Regions from separate parts of the Homo sapiens genome. Here region 2 is linked to region 1. A link is a loop called in an ENCODE intact Hi-C map of the cell type or tissue named here. Cell type or tissue: IMR-90. All regions are shown on one strand.

Region 1 (2,500 bases):
GGGTGAGCCTTGTAAACTTGAGTGCCTCAACTCCCACCCCCACCCCCAAACCTGTTCTGGGTGTGGTTTCCTTTAGCATGTTGGGAGAGTGTTTAGTTTGCCTGAAAATGCACCCAACTGAAACCATTCCCCCCCCCCTTTAGAAAGATTAGAAGGTTCAGTCACTTGGGCCTGGTGACTTTTGATGTAGTTTGAAGGTCACAATGCTGGTTCCTCTCTCAAGTTCATAAAAGCCTCTGGAGCAGCTATTGCTGCAGCCAGCGAGCATCCAGCACTTGGTCAGAGAGCCGCCTTTGTCAGAGAGCGCTCCTGTAGCCAGACTCATATTAACTGCCCCCCATGGGTGTGTTGAATGCCTCTACTGTGTTTGCCTTTGAAAGGCCCTTCTTAGCCTTTCTCTCTCCCCCAACCCCATTTTCAAGAGGCACAAGACCTTTAAGTAGCAAATACAGTAATCACAGTAGCATGGAGACACAGGCTGGCCTATATTTGGTTTCACAAAGGCCTTGTGAAAGATCTGGCCTTAAAGTCCCTTTTTAATGCTGAAATTATGCAAGTGGAAAGTTAATTTGAGGATCACTGAGGCACGCTTTATTCATGAAGAATGTGAGCAAAACATAAATACAAAGTCTGGAGGCTCTGTTCTACGCTGGTGGCAAGGAAATTACATAGGTGGTATCTTTATTTGGCTGAATCCCCCTCCCTCCACCAAGAGTGCAACTGTGATAGAATTTTGGAGTGAGAGCTATTGTTTTAAGCACTGACTGGTTGCAGGTGTGTGTGTGCATGTTGCCTGAAACTCTCTACAAACCATAGACATGATTTTGGTGGAATTGGCGTGCCAACAGTGGTTACAGCTAAGATTGTAGAAGACCAAACATTCTGTTGGAATGTGACCTTAACATTTTGAATTATGTTTCTTAAGTAAGATAAATTTCGAAGGTCTATTTTATTTTTATCTTTATTCTTTGAAGGCCTGCTTTAAAGTTTACCGTGTCTTTGAAAGTCTAGTCTGTTGAACTCTTAAATCCCAGTGAGTTCCTATAGATTGCTAGCTTGAGTGTATAGTATTTGAGATGTGAATAAAGTCTAGTGCAAAGTGTGTTTCTTGTGCTTGAAAATGGTGCCCTGATTTCTGTTGAGGGAGACGTTTATTCCTATAAAGGTTTAAACGACTTGCTGTACAATTCAGTCTTGCAATGACAGAGAGATTACACACTATCTGCAAACAACTGCCAAGCAGATGAAATCCTGGCTGTGGGAAGTCTGCGGTGAAGAGTGGTGGGGGTGGTCAGGAGAGCAGTGGAAGGGAAGTGGCTCAGAACATTGTAGTGGTGGTTTGGCGTGCCTGTCAAGGGCTGTGGGACGTTTTCTCTCTCATTTCAGAAACAAGGGTGGTGGGAAACACATGGGCCGTGGATTTGCATAAACCAACAGTCAAATCCTAGCTCTACCAGTGACTTCACTGAGCCTCATTTTCTTCAGGGGGAAAGAATAAATAGCCCTTGGGGTGATTGTAAAGCCTAATTAGGTATGTTATAATTGTATTAAGAGGATGACGAGTTCACCGTTTGCCAGGGAGTTTTCCGGTTTTAGTGCCAAACATTCCACATCCGGGGAATCTTCCTCAGTCCCAGGCACACTGGGTGGTGAGTCCCCCAGTTATATATGAAGATACCTATTACTGTTCCCTAATTGTATGTACACACACACACACACACACACACACACATACACACACACACACACACACACACATATCTATAAATAAAGGGCTTCTGGAAGCTGGCTGCCTATTACTGTGTACCTGATACTCAGTGGGTATTTGTGAACTCCCAGGAGGATAGTGTGTTAGTGTGTTTGCGTGTATCTCTGTATTCCTTCTTAGGGATGGCATACAAATAAATGTTTCATGAATAAAGGGATGAATGAGTAGGTAAAGTAATATAAGCAGTAATGCATATGTTTTAAAGTGATTTAGCTGGTTTTCCTTCCAGGGGCCTCTTCCCTGAGAAAAGAGCCACTTAATAAATGATGTCTTGAATGAAAGAATACATCATGAAAATAATTTTGTCCATGATGTGGCTAAACTAAAACTCCAGGAAGGGCTTAGGCTGGGCCTATCTACTTTTTTTGATAAAATGAAGTTTAATATGACCCTAGTGACAACCTCCCCTCATCCCCTTAAAGCTCAAATTTAGGGAACTCTTGTGGTTGGACTCTCACATACTCCCTAGGACTCTGCTGGGTGCTGGGGAATTTACTAAACTTTGGTGAGGAGAAGAGGAGAGGAGAGGGAAGCCACGGTACTAAGGTACTTAGGGAGACAGAAACAGTTCCCCTAGAAATTAGACATCACATTGTCTTTTTCCCCCCTTTCTTTTGAATGAGATGGGGCAAGAATATTTGGACCAGGATAAAGTTTTAAGATGCATTTACACTAATGTAATCAGGTTACATAGCAAAAAAATGTTAAAAATGTACCCTGGGAAATTGAAAT
Region 2 (2,500 bases), 390 kb before region 1:
AAACTGCCAGTTATTTCCCAGCATGCATCTGTCCCCTTTTTTCTTTAGTAATAGAAACCCTGAACTTGCGCTGTACACATGGTCCCTACTATGGTCTGAATGTTTGTATCCCTCCAAAATCATATGTTGAAATCCGTTCCCCAGTGTGATGGTATTAGGGAGTGGGGCCTTTTGGTAGATGATCAGATCATAAGGGCAGAGCTCTCACAAATGGGGTTAGCACCCTTATAATAGGCCTTGGAGAGCTCTCACACCCCCTTTACCATGTGAGGATACATTGAAGGCACCATCCATGAGGAACAGGCCCTTATCAGGCACTGAATCTATTGGTGCCTCAATCTTGGAATTCCTGGCACCCAGAATTGTGAGCAATATGTTTCTGTTGTTTATATAAAGTACCCAGTCTAAGGTATTTTGTTTAGTAGCCCAAACTGACTAAGACATCCCCCTAGCATAAGGACCGTATTTCTTAGCCTGTTTGAAGCTTGTATGGCCACCAATGAGATGTGAATGAAAATAATGCATGCATTGTCTCGGTTATGCCCTTAAAGGGAAAGGGTGTGCCCTCCACTATTTTCTTTCCCCTTTCTTGCCAGAATGTGAAGACAGGAATTGGAGCAGCCATCTTGAACTGTGAGATGGAAGCCATACATTGAAGGTGGCAGAGCAACCAAATAGAACGACCAAGTGTCTCTGATGGTTGTTGAGCTGTCATACCAGCTGTGGACTGCTGTCTGAACTTTTGTAGGACAGAGGAATACACTATTTAAGTCTGTTGTAACACCTGAATTGCTCTGTATTCTAATATAATACTTGTTTTAGAACACTTGGAACAACAGAAAATTAGTTTTGTTAAGGCAGGAAAAATCTTATGTGTAATTCTATCACCCAGAGTCAGTCATGTGTTAACTGACATCTTAGTGGATGTTGTAGCATGCTTCCCTCAGCCTCATCCCCACCTCTACCTTCACGATGACATGCTTAGTTGCTCAGTGCCTGGAGTGTTAGCTGCTAATGGTTCTATCCAGGAATTGACCTTGGCCTCAGGGGGGCAGCCTGCATCCAAGAATCTGTTGTTGAGAGGGTACCAAAGTCTAGTCTTCTTGCTTTATTCAGTTTGGACAACTCTGAAGGGCCATCCTAGCTCTAGAGCTCGATGTAGAAGTGGCCAAGGTCTCTGTTGCAACTGCATTACAGTTCACCTCTCCCTCTGTCAATCCAGCTTCCCTCTCCTTTCACAGGCACTCTTCCCAAGGGCACTTCACAACAAACCCGCATGCAAATCTCAGAATCTTTGTGCTAGGGAACCTGACCTATGACATATACAGATTTAGAGATTTGGGATTATAATACTTTGTTTTTCACTAAATATTTTGCTGGGTAGTCTCCATTTGCCTTTCCAGACACATTCTCCTGCCCTCCATCCACCTCTGTTCTGGGAGGCTGACCACGATGGGATACATTAATGAGCTCCTTTGCCCTCTACCTTCCAGTTGAATGCTGCCAGTGGAAGGCACTGATAGGAGATCAGATGGTGGGAGGACAGAGACTGGGATATCCCTCGTCACCAGGCTGTGTGTTGGAAGAGGCATCATTCTTCTACTAAATCCACAGCTCATGGTGTGAGGTCTTCTCCTAGAGCTACAGGTGTTAGTGTTTTGCTGGTAGTTACTTCCTCTGGCCCTTTCATGCCTAGGAATGGAAATAGCTCCCTAGTGCTGCCAGCCCTGGGGTGCTTCATCAGCTCCCTGGTTTCTTATCCTTGCCCACACCTTGCAATTAGTCAGTCTTCTCAATCACTCCGTTTGAGTATGCCATCTATTTCCTGGCAGGACCAGGACTGATACCTACTATTTTTTTTTTTTTTTTCTGGAAACGGAGTCTCACTCTGTCACCCAGGCTGGAGTGTAGTGGCACGATCTCGGCTCACTGCAACCTGTGCCTCCCAGGTTCAAGTGATGTTTGTGTCTCAGCCTCCCAAGTAGCTGGGACTACAGGCACGCACCACCATGCCCAGATAATTTTTTGTATTTTTAGTAGAGACAGGGTTTTACCATGTTGGCCAGGCTGGTCTCGAACTCCTGACCTCAGATGATTCGCCCCCACTCGGCCTCCCAGAGTGCTGGGATTACAGGTGTGAGCCACCGTGTCCGGCCTCCTGTTTCTTTTCTTTCTTTCTTTATTTTTTTTTTTTTTTTTGAGATGGAGTCTCGCCCTGTTACCCAGGCTAGAGTGCAGTGGCGCCATCTCGGCTCACTGCAAACTCTACCTCCCAGATTCAAGCAATTCTCCTGCCTTAGCCTCCAGAGTAGCTGGGATTAAAGGTGCTTGCCATCACATCCGGCTAATTTTTTATATTTTTGCTAGAGACATGGTTTCATCATGTTGGCCAGGCTGGTCTTGAGCCTTCTACTTCTTAATGATTCTTCTAAAACATGATTTTTATTGGCCATGTATAATTTCATCATGTAGACTTAAAAGGATTTCTTTAATTCCCTAT

What was found. Hi-C counts contacts between places; a loop is a spot of excess contacts. Peaks named below come from ENCODE experiments on the same cell type or tissue, not always from the same donor. Only the 100,000 strongest peaks of a DNase experiment are listed, where the experiment ranks them.
Region 2: a loop joins it to region 1, with 9 times the contacts of the local background. A loop is called at or near these places in 1 of 110 quality-filtered maps.

What each region holds. Positions count from the first base shown.
Region 1 is chr2:54,569,844-54,572,343 of GRCh38, forward strand. All of the region lies in intron 2 of SPTBN1 (spectrin beta, non-erythrocytic 1), which reads left to right. Among named protein-coding and RNA genes, the nearest start is that of SPTBN1-AS1, 12 kb to the left of the region's middle. In IMR-90, no CTCF peak of the experiment used is centred here; a DNase peak (open chromatin) is centred at 1,268; H3K27ac peaks cover 637 bases.
Region 2 is chr2:54,175,724-54,178,223 of GRCh38, forward strand. All of the region lies in intron 3 of ACYP2 (acylphosphatase 2), which reads left to right. Among named protein-coding and RNA genes, the nearest start is that of ACYP2, 61 kb to the left of the region's middle. In IMR-90, a CTCF peak has its summit at 1,049 (motif pointing right); no DNase peak of the experiment used is centred here.